Regions from separate parts of the Homo sapiens genome. Here region 1 is linked to region 2. A link is an interaction called in ENCODE POLR2A ChIA-PET data of the cell type or tissue named here. Cell type or tissue: OCI-LY7. All regions are shown on one strand.

The links. ChIA-PET counts read pairs that join two places held together with the same protein. Peaks named below come from ENCODE experiments on the same cell type or tissue, not always from the same donor. Only the 100,000 strongest peaks of a DNase experiment are listed, where the experiment ranks them.
Region 1: POLR2A ChIA-PET joins it to region 2 with 7 read pairs; 2 of 35 experiments call an interaction of 5 or more read pairs at or near these places.

What each region holds. Positions count from the first base shown.
Region 1 is chr9:83,891,474-83,899,473 of GRCh38, forward strand. KIF27 (kinesin family member 27) reads right to left here. Exons shown (of 18, transcript NM_017576.4): 6 at 1-28. Among named protein-coding and RNA genes, the nearest start is that of KIF27, 26 kb to the right of the region's middle. In OCI-LY7, no CTCF peak of the experiment used is centred here; no DNase peak of the experiment used is centred here.
Region 2 is chr9:83,661,281-83,669,280 of GRCh38, forward strand. It overlaps UBQLN1 (ubiquilin 1), which reads right to left. Exons shown (of 11, transcript NM_013438.5): 7 at 7,905-8,000; 8 at 5,070-5,153; 9 at 3,750-3,865; 10 at 2,595-2,763; 11 at 1-659. The coding sequence ends at 507. Among named protein-coding and RNA genes, the nearest start is that of IDNK, 42 kb to the left of the region's middle. In OCI-LY7, a CTCF peak has its summit at 5,342 (motif pointing right); no DNase peak of the experiment used is centred here; H3K27ac peaks cover 1,186 bases.

The DNA of each region.
Region 1 (8,000 bases), 230 kb after region 2:
GAAGTTGTTGTTCTATTATTTTTTCATTCTTTGTAGAAGAGAGATGAAAATTTTTAATATAGAGCACTTCAGTACATTTAGATTATGATTAAAAATGAATTTTACATTGACCAAAATCATAACTACTTTAATAATACAGTCAATTCTCATTTATCCAGAGACTAGCTCTCTGGTGTTCACAAGTAACTAACATTGTTCTGAGTGGTAAAACCTTTTTAATAGTAAGGAGCAACAAACACAGCCAAAAAAGTCAAAAGTCAAATACTCAAAGATAACACGCCATCCACTGTGACTGGATGCTTTGCCAACCTGAAGCACTTTGATTAGCTATCTTTATTAAAGTATGGACTTTCTGAGTGAAATCCAAGAAGTAAAAAGAAACAAGAAAGTTCAAAAAGTGGAGAAAGAATTGTAGGCAGCAGAGTTTGCAGCAAAGGAGGCAGAAGGAGGTAACAAGTGCAGGGAAGTGAAAGCCTTAGTGAAAAAGGAAGCCAAAAGCAGACAGATAGAAGATAGCCAACTGATAGTCCTGAGAGGAAGGAGAACTTGGAAATCAAAGGCAGAACAAATTGTGTATCAGGAATGTGTGTGTGTGTTTGTGTATATGTGGTTTAGTATTTTTTGTGTATCCTCTAAAGAAAATTTTTGAAGTGTATCAAATCTAGAAAGCTCTAATGTCAATCTTTGTTTTACAAGCACAAATTTATGTAAATAAGAAACAGTCATTCATCTTAATACTTCACATGTACTACAATGTTGAAATAGGAAAAAAAACCTTACATTTTCATTGTATAAATGCTGAGCAATAAAAATGCAACCTTACTTAAAAATCACGTATTCAGATAATTAAAATATACAACATCAAAGGATTCAATGGAGTTCTTACATTGCCTGGGAAAAGGATAAAAGTACCAATTAATATTAGGGTGCATGGTATACTCTCTAGGATAACCACTAAAAAAAGAGTAAAACTATAACTTCTAAGTTAGTGGAGAAAACAACAGAAAAAGAAAAAATAACCAATGATCCAAAAGAGGGAAAAAGGAACACAGAGGAGGAAGGATAAATAAAAGGCACAATGGTGGATTTTTACCAAAACAGTAATTATGTTAAATTAATGAATGAATAATGAAATTAAAAGATAAAGACTATCAGAAAGGATTTTAAGATTATCTAACCATATGCTGCTTACAAGAAACATATCTAAAATAGACACAGAAAGATTAAAAATAAGATAGAAAAAGAGATACCATGTAAATATTAATCAAAAGAAAGCTGGTGTAGCTATAGTAATGTCAAGGTAAGCTTTAAGGCAAAACTCATTAGATAAGAAGAGGTAAAAATGATTAAAAGAGCAATTCACCAGGATGGTATAACAATTCTACATTTGTGTCCACTTAATAACACAGCTTCAATATTTGTAGTGCAAAAACTATCAGCACTTCAGGGAGAAATAAGACAAATCCAAAATTATAGTAGGGCTGGGCACAGTGGCTCACACCTGTAATCCCAGCACGCTGGGAAGCCAAGGCCAGTAGATCACTTGAGCCCAAGAGTTTGAGAGCAGCCTGGACAACATGGTGAAGAACCCCTTCTCTACAAAAAATACAAGAATTAGCAGGGCATTGTGGTGTGCACCTGTGGTCCCAGCTACTCAGGAGGCTGAAGTGGGAGGACTGCTTGAGCCCAGGAGGTCGAGGCTACAGTGACTCATGATCGTGCCACTGTGCCCCAGCCTGGGTGACAGAGTTGAGGTCTGTCATAGTGGGAGATTTTAACATCACTTTATAAATTACTGATATAACAAAAAGACTTCAAAGGTGAGTAAAAAATGTAGATTTGAATAATAGGATTAACAGTGCCCAATGACTGCAGAATGCATATTCTTCTCAAGTACCTCTGTAACATTTACAAACATTTGCCTTATTCTGAGCCAAAAAGCAAGTTTCAATACATTCAAAGGACTGAAATCAGAGATAGTATGTTATCTGATCACAATGCAATAAAAATTGATTAAAGAAAAATAAATCCCCCATGTCCTGTAAATAAAATAACTATGTTATTCACAAGTCAAAAAAAAAGTCACAATGAAAATTAGGAAACATTTTGAGCTCAATGTGGAGTGCAAGTCAAGATAAGCTTAGAAATATGTAAGCTTATCTTGACTTGCACTCACAAAGAAGAGAAGCTAAAAATCAATATACTAAATATTCATCTAAAGATGTTAAAAAGATAGCAGGAGGTTACCCCAAAAGTAGAAGGAATTAAATAATAAAGGGCAGAAATTAGTGAAATAGTGAACAAACTAATGAAATAATGAACAAACATACACTAGTGAGGATTAACAAAGTCAAAAATTGTCTCTTTGAAGAGACTAATGAATTGGTAATTTTACTAGCTAGTGAAACTGCAAGAAAAAAAAGTGAGAGAAGGCACAAATAATCAGGAATGAAAAAGGGGACATGTGACTACACAGTCCCCTTTATTCATTAATAAAGATATTAATGAATAAAAGACTATCATAAACAAACTTATGCCAATACATTTGAAAATTATATACAATGGTCAAATTCCTAGAAAAATAAACCTTATCAAAACTGGAGGAAAAGAAAATACTAATATGATTTAATTCATAAAACATACCCCCAAAGAAAATTTCCAGTCCCAAATGCTTAACAGGCTAATTCAACCAAACATTTAAGAAAGAAATAATACCAATTTTCACACACCTTTCCAGGTATAGGGGGAATTAAATAATCTATATTATGAGGCCAGCATAACTTGTTACAATATCTGACAAGAATACTATGAGAAAGAAAAATATAGGACAAACTTACTGACAAATATAAACATCACACTAGCAAACCAAATCTAGGTCAATTGTGCAGAAGAGTTAACATAGCAGACCTGACTGCTATCTTTTAGAAGACCTGCTATGAGGTTGTCAGATGTCTGAGAACTTGGATTTTGGGAGTGTTTCTTAAACACTCTGATTATACTGACTCACTGTGCTCAACTGTTTGCACTATCAATGTGGTTTATGCTGTACACCTGCTTTCCTTGTAGTCTGGGACTTTGGTTCATGCTAGGCAAAGGGTGCCTTCATGACCCACGCATCCTCAATATAACCCATAGGCACTGAGTCTACTTAGTTTCCCCGCCAGATAACATTTTATAGGTGTTGTCACAACTCATTGCTGGGGGATTAAGCACATCCTCTGTGACTCTGCTGAGAGACAAGTCTTGGAAGCTTGTGCCTGGTTTCCTCCAGACTTTGTTCCATGTGTCTTTTTCCTTTGCTGATCTTGCTCTGCATCCTTTCACTGTAATAAATCCTAGCCAGGAGAATGAATATATATTGAGTTCTCATAGTACATCATCCAATCTGAGGGTGGTTTTGGGGAACCCCCAATACAACAGTACATCACAACATCAACAACAAAAAGGGTTTATTCCAGGAATAAAAGATTGGTTAAAAATCAGATCAATCGGCCGGGCACTGTGGCTCACACCTGTAATCCCAGCACTTTGGGAGGCTGAGGTGGGCAGATCATAAGGTCAGGAGATCGAGACCAAGACCATCCTGGCTAACACAGTGAAACCCCGTCTCCACTAAAAATGCAAAAAAAAAAAAAAAAATTAGCCAGGCATGGCGGCGGGCGCCTGTAGTCCCAGCTACTTGGGAGGCTGAGGCAGGAGAATGGCATGAACCCAGGAGGCAGAGCTTGCAGTGAGCCGAGATCACACCACTGCACTCCAGCCTGGGTGACACAGTGAGACTCTGCCTCGAAAAAAAAAAAAAAAAAATCAGGTCAATCAGTGTAACTCACCATATTAGCAGAATAAGGAAGAAAAATCATATGATAAAGAAAAATCATTTGATAAAAATCAATATCCATTCATAATAAAAATTCTCAGTTATTTCCTTAGTTTGGGAAAGGGTAAATTAAAAATACCTATAGAAAATATAATAACTTCAGAGTGAAATTTTGAAAGCTTTTCCTCTATGATTGGAAACAAGACAAGGATGCTTTCTATCACCACTTGTATTCAACACTGCATTGGAGATCCCAGCAAATACAAGAAGGTATTTTTATAATAACTTTATTGAGACAAAATTCACATACTATAGAATCCAACTATTTAAAGTATACAATATAGAAGATATAGAAGAAAAAGATACAGAAGGTGAAAGGATTATAAAGGAAGAAATGAAACTGTTACTATTTGCAGATGACATAATTATAAATGAAAATCCAAAAGAATTTACAGATAAAATATTAGAATTAAAAAGCAAGTATAGACCGGGCACGGTGGCTAACGCCTGTAATCCCAGTACTTTGGGAGGCCAAGGCAGGTAGATCATTTGAGGTCAGGAGTGATTGACTGACATGTTGAAACCCTGTCTCTACTAAAAATACAAAAAAAATTAGCCAGGCATGGTTGTGCATGCCTGTAGTCCCAGCTACTAGGGAGGTGGAGGCAGGAGAAGCACTTGAACCTAGGAGGCAGAGGTTACAGTGAGCCGAGATCATGCCATTGCACTCCAGCCTGGATGACAGAGTGAGACTCTGTCTCAAAAAAAAAAAAAAAAAAAAAAAACAAAACACACACAAGTTTATAGCCAGGCATGGCAGCGGGTGCCTGTAATCCCAGCTATACAGGAGACTGAGGCAGGAGAATCGCTTGAGCCCGGGAGGCAGAGGTTGCAGTGAGCGGAGATTGTGCCACTGCGCTCTTATCTTGGGTGACACAGTGAGACTCCGTCTCAAAAACAACAAAAAAAAGAAATTACTTCCAAAAAGTTTGGATCTTTTCCATTTATCTTGGGAATTTTGAAGGCTCCCCACTTGATGGTAACTGTAGACACTCCTTATCAAAAACTGAGTTTAGTCAGGTTGCTGGATATATAATGTATTAATATCTAAAAATTAGTACAGTTCCACATACCAACAATTAGGGAATTTGAAAAATAAAATTTTTTAAAGATTCCATTTATAGTGACAGAAAAAAAATCAAGTACCTAAAAAGAAATCTATAAATTATTTGCAATATTTCTGCACAAAAAAATGTAGGCCATTACTGAGAAAAAATAAAGGAAATCTAAGTAAATGGAGAACAATACCATGCTTATGGATTAGGAGACTCAATCAAAATATGTTCATTAATTCTAAACATATATAAATGTAATTTAATGTTAATTAATGTTAACCAACTTGATTGAATCTTTCTATAATGTATACATACATCAAAACATTACACTGTATCCCAGAAACATACAAAATTATTTGATCACGAAAAATAAATAAATGAAAATAGCATACTAAGTGAAAGAAGTCACACACAAAGGCCACTTACTGTATGATTCCAGTTGTATGAAATGTTTAGAATAGGCAAATCCATAGAAGTAGAAAGTAAAGTGGTTTTTGCCAGGGGCTGAGGAAAGGAGGAAAATGAGGAGTGACTGCTAGTGGATACAATATTTTCATTTTCATTTTGGGTTGATAAAAATATTCTAAAATTAGATGGTGTGATGGTTAAACAATTCTGTAAATACATAAAAAAATCATTGAATTGTATATTTGAAGGGCTGCATTCTATAGTATGTGAATTATATCTCAATAAAGTAATTATTTTAAAAATTTAAAAATTAAAATAAAATTTATATGGAACAACCAAGACATCTGGGGAGTGGGGAGGGAAGAAGAAAAGCAGAAGGCCTTGCTCTACAAAATATCTAGACTTATTATAAACCTACAATAAATAAGAAATGTGATCTTGGCTCAAGGAGATACAAATCAACCAACAGAATAGAAGGCCAAGAAATAGACAAGAGATTCATGCACAAATGGACCTTGATTTATGATAAAGATAGCACTCAAAACAGTTGTGAGAAGATGGTTTCCAATAAATGATGCTAGAACAAATGAATATCTATATGTTTAAAAAATGAAATTTGATCTTTACTTTACTCCATACACAGAAATCAATTCCTGGAGGACTATACAGCTAAATGTGGAAGGCAAAACAATAAAGCTTCTGGAAGATAATATAGAAAGTATCCTCAGAGGAAACAACTGGGGAAAGGAAAAACTTATTAAATAGAGAACAAATACCATTAACCATAAAGGAAAAGATTGATGAATTTGATTACAATAAGAACTCTTCATCAAAGATACCACTGAGAGTAAAAAGCAAGCCACAGAAAAATTATTTGCAATCATGTAAGTGACAAAGCGCTCACACCCAGAATATACAACAAACTTCTACAAATTAATCTAGAAGACAGGTAACTCAATAGAAAAACAAACAAGAGACTTGAATGAGTACTTCACAAAGGAGGATATCCAAATAGCCAAAAACATATGAAAAAAATGCTCAACCTCACTAGTCATCAGGGAAATGCAAACTAAAGCCACAATAAAATACTACATGCCTACCAGATTGGCTAAGATTTAAAAATTAATAACAAATGTTGAGAAGCACATGGAACAGTGAGAATGCTCACATGGAATAGTGAGAATGCTGGGTGGGAGTATAAAGTGGAAAACAATCTGGTATCACCTACAAAAGTTAAAGATATATCTACCCTATGGCCTAGCAATTCAACTCTTAGGCACAAATCTGAAAGAAATATATGTGCATGTGCACCGAGAGACACTGAAAATTCACGAGAAAATTTCACAGAAAGCCACAAATGTCCATCAAACAGTAGAACAGAAAATAAATTGTGGTATAGTCATACAATAAAATCCTATGTAGCTATAAAACTAAACAAACCACAGTCACACATTACAGATAAAATATTAGAATTTACAGAAAAAATATTATGATTAAAAAGTGGATGAATCATAACAATGTTCAACAAAAGCAGCCAGATACTGAATAAGCTATACTGAATAAATTAATAAAAATTCCAAAAACTAAACTGTAGTGTTGAAGGATACATATTTAGATAGTAAAACCATAAGAAAAGCAAAGAAATGATTACCATGTAAGTCAAGAGAGTGGCTCTCTGAGGAAGAGGGAGGAATAATAATTGTAAGGAGGCACTAAAAATTTTGAGGCGCTGGCAGTTAGCAATTTCTTGACCTGGTGGTGGTTACCCAGCTGTTCTCTCTGTGATAAATCACTGATTAATATGCATTGTTTTGTATATACTTTAGTTTTATGTTTTTAAATTATTATACAATTAGGGCCAGGCATGGTGGCTCATACCTGTAATCAATCTCAGCACTTTGGGAAGCTGAGGTGGTAGGATCACTGAGCCCAGGAGTTCGAGACCAGCTTGAGCAACACAGTGAGACCCTGTCTCCACAAAAAAATCAGAAAATTAGCCGGGCACGGTGGCATGCACCTGTGGTCACAGCTACTCATGAGGCTGAGGCGGGAGGATCACTTGAGCCTGGGAGGTCGAGGCTGCAGTGAGCTGTGATTGTGCCAGTGCACACCAGCCTGAGCAACAGAATGAGATCCTGTCTCAAAACAAACAAAACAACAACAACAAACAACAACAAAATACAATTAGAAGGGTTAAAAAAGAAAACAAAAATCAAACAACGTAAAAATCAAAATCTGATGTGTGCTGGATCAGATTATTTCTCGGGGCATTAGTTATTCCCTGATAGGAAGCTAAAGGCTTTAAATGATATTAACTATTTGGGGTGATGGGAGAAGCCACAGCCAGGGAGTTTAATATGTAGAGGCATACTATGTTATACTGTAGACATATCCATGTTAATATAATAGGAAAGCTAAGATAGAAAATTTGAAAGATGTAAGCAAAGTTAAAAAGCAAATCACTCACGAGGTGTAAGAGGATAATTTAATACATTTTAAAGTTTAAATTATGTATTTACCATCCAACTCCTAACAATATTGCATTTCCTAATACCTTGGCAAACAACAGGAAGGAAAAGTATGGAAAAATAACCATGATATGATTTATAAATTAATTTCCTGGGTATTATCTTTATATTTCTAAAACCAAAGTCAGGCTA
Region 2 (8,000 bases):
TGCAGTCCCAAATGTGCATACTCTATATTGTATACAAATAAAACAAAATTATCAGTAGTATAAATCTTACAGCATTGTTTGCAAAAATGCATGCCAAAGTCACAATAAGCAATACTGTACCACAAATTATAGAGTGCAAATGATTTGCTTCTTTTTAATGCTTTTATTCTACATAAATTACTACCATAGGCTAATGTTTAAAAAGCAAATAAACTGGACAGATGCAGGACAAAATCTGGTCACCCAACTATAAAAGGTGATGTTTTTAAAAAATTACAATAAATGCAGAAGTGATGCATGCAGTAGCCTTAATTCCCACTGTTCCAGAAAAGAAAAATACAGAAAAACCCACACATCTTACTGTACTCCACCTTAAAATGCATCATATTGGGTTTGTTTATAACAGCACAGAATTCCAAGAGTCAAAATGAAATAAAGCAGGTATTTTAAAGTTTAAGAGCCGTTATCAAAAATAAATTACATTTTTTCAAGATACAGAAATGCTGCTATGATGGCTGGGAGCCCAGTAACCTTTCAATAGCTGCATTGATATCACCTCCTGTTGCTATTAGAGCTTGCAAGTTTGCTTCACGGTTCAAAAATCCCATTGCACTGAGTTGTTCCAGTTGTTGCTGAAATCTGACTTCTGGATTCTGTAGCTATTAAAGAAAAAAAAAATTAATCCAACTCTAAAGGAAGCCAGTCCCTGCCACACATGACTTTTAAAATTTTTTAATTGCTTTTTTATAACATATGCTGATCTACTGAGCTTTAAAAACACTGCCCACCTCTTGAAACTTATCCAACATATTTAAAAGTCCATTAGCAGTTTATTTTAAATAGTCTAGTTTGTACCTAAATAATCATGTCAAATAGATCACGACTCTACTTTAGGGGAGGGGGAGAAAAGCTTAATAAACATCAACCATTATTTTAGAGGATCACGTACATGCAGAAAAACCTGTATGTGTGTGTGTATATACATATACATATACACACACACACACACACACACACACACACACACACACACAGATAGTTCAGAATTAGATGATTTGTGTAGCTACTGACCAATTGAGTAACTATAAAAGCTGGTATCCTCATGTATAAAATTCTAAAGCTTCAATGATTCTTCGAATGAATGTGAGTTTAATTTTTGCACTGGACAGTCAATTCTTAGAAAAGAGCTTCAGTTTCAGGCCCAAAATTATACTCTTAATTCTGACATTTCAGCAGCATCAAATCTTTTCTTCAGAAATGAAGTTAAAAAAAAAAATCTCCATATAAATGACCAATCAATCCTAGGCCTACCTGATAATTTGGAGGCTTGTAAGTTAACTTATGTCACAATTAATTCTAATACTCCAAATCCTTCTTTCTTATTTATTCCATGAATATTTACTGAGTACCTACCAAGAGCCAGAAACTATGCTACGCTAGCTTATCAGGAATACAGATATGTATGAGACAGAACCCTACCCTATTTATTATATTTAGTAAGGCTTGAAAACAGAAAGCAGGCCAGGCTCACGCCTGTAATCCCAGCACTTTGGGAGGCCAAGGCGGGTGAGATCGCTTGAGCTCAGGAGTTTGAGACCAACCTGGGCAACACGGTTGAAACCCCAGCTCTACAAAAAATACAAAAATTAGCCAGGTGTGGTGGTCTGCGCCTGTAATCCCAGCTACTCCAGAGGCTAAGGTGGGAGGATTGCTGCAGCCCAGGAGGTGCAGGTCGCAGTGAGCTGTGATTGCATCCAGCCTGGGCACTTTGTCAAAAGGGAAAGGGAAAGAAAAAAAAAAAAGGGAAAGGCAAAGAGGGGAAAGAGGAAAAAGGGGAAAGGGGGAAGGGGAAGAGGAAAGGGAAAAGGGAAAGGGGAAGAGGAAGGAGGAAAAGGAAAGGGGAAAGGAGAAAGGGAAAGAAAAAAGAAACCCAGAAAAGAAAACAGAAAGCACCTAACAGACCTTGAGACATTAAGAAGTTTGGGGACAACCTAATAAAACAGGTTTAAACTGGCGATCATCTTTATATAATGGCACATTATTAGTAAAACCAATGTATGTTTGTAGATGCAACCACATTATTAGGGGGTCCATATTCTTTAGCCATATTTACGAGATATATATATATGTAACACAAGCTACCGCAGGAGGTGGTGTCATGGGTGGAGTTAAGGTAGTTAGGACTTTTTTCCAGTCAAAAGACAGACTAGAATACAGCTGCCCTGGAGGTACTTGGGATAATCAAGTTTCCATTCCTCCCTAAGAACTTTTTTAAAGCAAAATCTATTTCAAATGATTTTCAAATAGGAACAAAAAAAATGCATTTTTAAAGGCAATTTCTAAAAAATAAGACTTTAGGTTGTAGCATGTCTTCTCTACAACCGTAACAACGTTTCCTTTAGTGTCTCAGCACCAAAGTCAACAATTTTTGTAATGCCTGTTTTCTTACTCAATATCCTTAAGACTGTATTTTTCATTAATCTAAACACCTAAGAACTACTGCTTTCCTTTTTTCTCCCTTTTTCCTTCTTTTTGGAAATTTCTAAATTTCCAACATTAAGGAATACAAAACTTGAATGGAAAAGAACTGATACCTGAGGATTTACTCCAGCAAGAGCCTGCAGCATCTGCTGAATAAACTGCTGATGTCCAGGTTCAGTGGTTCCTGCTGTGGGACTTGTGTTTTCACTAGGTGTGGCGTTAGATCCATTAGTTCCCGAAGAGCCTCCAGTGCTTCCTAATGCCCCCAAGCCAGGAGTAAACCTACAGAAAGCACAAATAGGAAATATCCTAAGGTCCTGCAAAACCAGAAGCCAGTCCGTAAATCAGTTACATTTTAATATAAGCTAAGCCATCTTCTTAAAATAAGCCCTTTTGGCCTGGTGCAGTGGCTCATTCTGGGAGACCGATGATCCCAGCAGCCCAGGAATTTGAGATCAGCTTAGGCAACATTGTTGAGACTTCATCTCTACAAAAAATAAAAACAAAATTAGCTGGGTGTGCTGGTGCACACCTGTAGTATCAGTTACTTGGCAGGCTGAGGTAAGAGGATTGCTTTAGCCCAGGAGGTAGAGGCTGAAGTGAGCTGAGATCGCGCCACTGCACTCCAGTCTGCTCGATGGAGTGAGACTATCTCTAAAAGGAATTTAAAAAATAATAATAATCATTTTTAACTTTGAAAACCCTGACTTAAAAACAATCATAGCCAGGCACTGTGTCCCAACTACTGGGGAGGCTGAGGTGGGAGGATCACCTGAGCTTAGAAGTTCAAGTTCAGCCAGGGTAAAAGAGCAAAAACCGATCTCTTAATAAATAAATAAGTAAATAAATAAATAAAAACGGTGGGGGAGAACCAGGTGCTATGGCTCATGTCTCTGATCCCACTTTGGGAGGCCAAATCTCTTGAGCCCAGAAGTTTGAGACCAGCCTGGATAACATGGCAAAGCTCCATCTCTAAAAACAGTAACAACAACAAATTATATATATAAATTAGCTAGGTGTGGTGGTGCACACCTGTAGTCCCAGCTACTTGGGAGGCTGAGGTGAGAGAATCCCTTGAGCCCGAGAGGTCGAGGCTGCAGTGAGCCACAACTGCGCCCCCACACTCATAGCCTAGGCGAAGGGCGAGACCCTGTATCCCACCAAAAAAAAAAAAAAAAAAAAAAAGGCAGGCAGAATAATACTAAATCTGAAATTCTCAGAGAAAGTAACCATTATACACTTTCATTATCTTCCCCAAATAAGCCTACCCTGGGATGAGGCCCGGGGCTTCCGTTGCTAATGTCTGTAAACCCTGCTGAATCTGTAACAAGGCCTGCATTGCTCTAGGGTTTGACATTGCTGATAGTGTATCAGGATTCTGCATCTAAGGAAGAAAGAAAACTAGTGGTTACAAAGGAATTAAAATCAGTGAACGTAAATTTTTAAATCTTTTCTCTGTTATGCTTCTGGAGAAAATCTAAAACCTTACTCCTGGACACTGGTAATCCATAATTTCTTTCCCAAAATAAACGCAAGTATCTCCTCTTTGACAGCAAACCTAGTGTGCAAATTATTACTTGACCTCCTCCTAAGTCCATCATGAAAGCCATTTCCATAATGGAAGAAAATCAGGAGCTACTTTGGAAGCCACAACTATTCCCCTTCTCCAACAGAAGATAAAGTATTACTTCTAAGACACAACCTCCAAAGGCACAATTCTTACGACGTGGATATGGTAAAAAGCCACATATTCCACCTAACCAAGTGTTATCTGTTACTAATATAACAATTTTACCAGTAAGGTACACTCTAAAACAACAGTTCCAAATTTGACGTTAATACATGTATCCTGAGTTTAGCTTTACTACTTCCAAATATACACCACCTGACTAACCAAAGATAGGCTTACATCATTACAATAGATCAAGGACACCAACCTTGGAAAATGGTTTACAGGTCTGAGAGTCATTTGCATAATACATGAGGCCCTAGAACTACCAGTTTCAAAACACCAAGACTGACTTCTCTTTTGTCGTTTTAAATAATAAAATACCATGGCAATCTCAAGTACTCGTTTATACTATAACCTTCCTTACTTCCTTATATGACAACACTGACTATTTTAATCTTACTAATCCCGAGTTTGAGGAAATGAGATCTACCCCTTGGGGAAAAAAAGCCTTCTACTAATTTGGAAGAAAACCTATAAAATAGAATAGGGTAGCTCTTTCCTGTTACTCAAAATTAGTTAAACCATAAAGCGTAACATGACACAAGGAAGCACTTCAAAGTTAGTACAATGAAAGGAAATGGTTTATGGTATTAACAAAGCATTCAAAATCCTAGGTCCTCAAAAGCAAAAACAAAATGTTCTTTCCTCAGAATGTATGTTTAAGAAACATAAGCAAAAGGTCAGCAGTGAAATGGGACTCAGTGAAGATCAAGCTGAATTCTCTACGAATTGACAGCATTATTGGTCTCTATTCTATGTTTTGCTATCAGCCAGAGAAGAGCAAGGAAAAATGTTTATCATCAAATTTTTTCAAGCAAATCATTACCCAAGATAGCTAACATCTTGTCTTACTCACTTGTTGGAGGAAAGTTGGGAGCTGTTGTCTCATTTGTTCTTGAAGCTGAGGATTTCCAGCAAATAGGGGATTATTCAGCATCATCTATGGGGCAAGTGTTCAAACAATTTTAACTGGAAATATCTGAAACAAGTAATGTACCTTGTTTTATTCTATCTTCCCCCAAGTGCCTCAGCTGGCACTTAAAAGGGAGGAAGGTAGAACATAAATAAAAAAAGGAAAAGGGAAGATACTGTCCACAAGAGGGATCTCCAGAAGAACAAAAACAAAAAAATGAGGCATATTCTCTCTCAATGAGAATGGTGGTTATGATAATGACATGCAATATCCTAAAAAATAAAAGCAATCATTTTCTTAGGCTTTTCCTTGAACAAACGTGAATATATGCCATTGAAAGAAAAATGGGAGTAACTGGCATTCATGAAGATATATTTTCTACTACACTGGCAGAATAAACATAAACATCAATACATGAACTATGTAACATGGCTTGCTTAGAAACCTCAACACACAAGTGGCAGGCACAGAGAAAATCTAGATCTGAAAAGGACCACTACATCTACCTGCCTACTACAAAACAGCTAATATTAGGTCCAAAAAAATAACACCGCAAAACAGCAACCAACTTGCCAGAGAAATGGAGCTGCTAGGTGAAAATCAGTCAGGCCTAGCACCAACAGTCCTCTGGGAAAAGTATTAAAATGATTTAAGACCTAAAAGATGTAAATCCATTTGAGAACACCAAGATTAGCATCTGGATTTCACCTCACTACTACCAGAGATGAGAAAAGTGGCATCTCCTAAACTTCAAATAAACGTTAAGAATTTAAAAATCAGGATCATTATTAGTATGATGTCATATACCTGAAAATAAGATTAAAATACACAAGGAGCATAACCAGAGCTAATAAATTCTTGTAGCTTCAAAAGACACATTTTATATCATTTTCCCCAGGCGGAGTAAAAAGTCAACTAACAAGGATTTACTGATAGCCTATTTATCTATCCAAAGTCTGGGGAGGAAATGATCCTTGCCCTCAAGAAGTTAACCGTATTTAAGAGCAATGTAAATGCTGGTAGAGAAAATTCGCCCCAATTCTTGCAAAGTGATCTTTTAGTTAATTTCAATACAATAACAAAAGCAGATGTCAGACAACCTTTCAGGAACATACAGTATTTATTTCAAAGTGACCAGTAAGTTCACAGTAAGTAAACTCATACAGGCTTAAGGTCAACAAACCTGCTTCTTTATTGGTTCCAAATACTTATCATCAACATATTAACGAGGTTATCACACATATCTTTTGGAATTCACTTCATTTCATCTTAAAAAAGCATGTCATCTTAAACGTATCCTTTCACAGATAATCATCTTATTAGATACTTCTTATAACTTACCTGAGTGCTTATACCACAAGTTTTTACACTCAAGAGTCTTTTTAAATATTTAAAAATCAAAAGAATAGAAAAACCACAAATTTTAATCTGCAGATAACAAGAACATTGTAAAAGTTTCTAAATTATCTGTAATAAAAGACATGCCAATCTAGTACTAGCAACATTTTGTTTTAGAGTAAAAAAATAGTATGTGAGTGCTCAAGTCACTTTACTAAAGTAAGATTATTACAAAATTGCTACGCATGTGCTTGTTAAAGTCAAATTTTAAAAGCAAGATGCACATTCAGTATTAGCCAAATACACACTTAAAATGGCTTATTATGGTAAATTGAAGCATTTAATACTAACAACTCAGTCTGATAAGTTTCATATGCATAAATCAATCTTCCATAAAATGTACCTCCAATATACAGAATCACAGACACAAAAATTCTTCTTAAAATTTGTTATTTCCAATTCCACAAATTTGGTGAGGGCATAAGTTATTACTGAGAATTATACACAAAGATACCTGAATCAATATAGTTTTAGAATTTAGAAAATAAAAACCATTCATTTGACTTAAAGCTTTTAAAATTTAAGGGATGAGATTAACTATAAAGTCTTCCAAATTCCTGACACACTACAGAAGCCATTTTTAACGAACAGCAAATATAAACTACAGATTATCAAGGTTTATTTCACATTCTCCGTGGTTTTTCAAGCCCTGTGGTATGGAACCTAGATAGTACCTAGGCAACTTGAGGGAGAAAGGGTTATCGGACGCAATTATCTCAAAATCTCTAAGGATGAGGCCCCAACCATCGGTACTGTCTATAAAGCTTCCCAAGTGATCCTGAGTGTTCAGCCAGCATTAAGATCCCCAATTTTCTTAGCTGTGGTCTCTTTAGAAACAAATTAGAAAAAGGAATACATTAATAAGGGACCTGTATACGATTTTCAGCAGGGGAATCAATAGTTGAAAGAAGGAGAACATTGTTCTGACAAATTCCCGTCTTTAATAAATGCTATTTTACAACTGCCATTCTGAGCATGACTATTATAATCTGAGTGATCTACTAAATAAAAGTATTTCAAATGTATTAACATTGCTCTTAATTGCTTTCAAGATTTACATTTCATTAAGTAGTTTATCTTCAAAAGAGTGGGCATTCCAGAACTCTGTACTTGTCTCCTAACTCAACATATGTAGAAACAAACTAAACCTGCACTTCTTTCTAGTCAATGAATGGCAGAGATAAAGTTGTTTTAATTACATATGAAGTATTAATTTACTGCAAAGAAACACACGGTCTAAAAAATTGGAGACACAGTTTACTTATTTTTCTAGTGTATTAAGATATCATACACAACACAAATGTGCCAAAATCACAATTACAAGATTAGGTTATTTTAATTCACACTGCACAGTCTTTTTCAATACAATTACAAACTCACCTGTGCAGCAAGGTCAGGATTCTGGCTTAGTGACTGCATCATGCTTCTCATGTAGGGGGCAGACAACATGTTTTGCATCAGTTGTGGGTTTTCAGT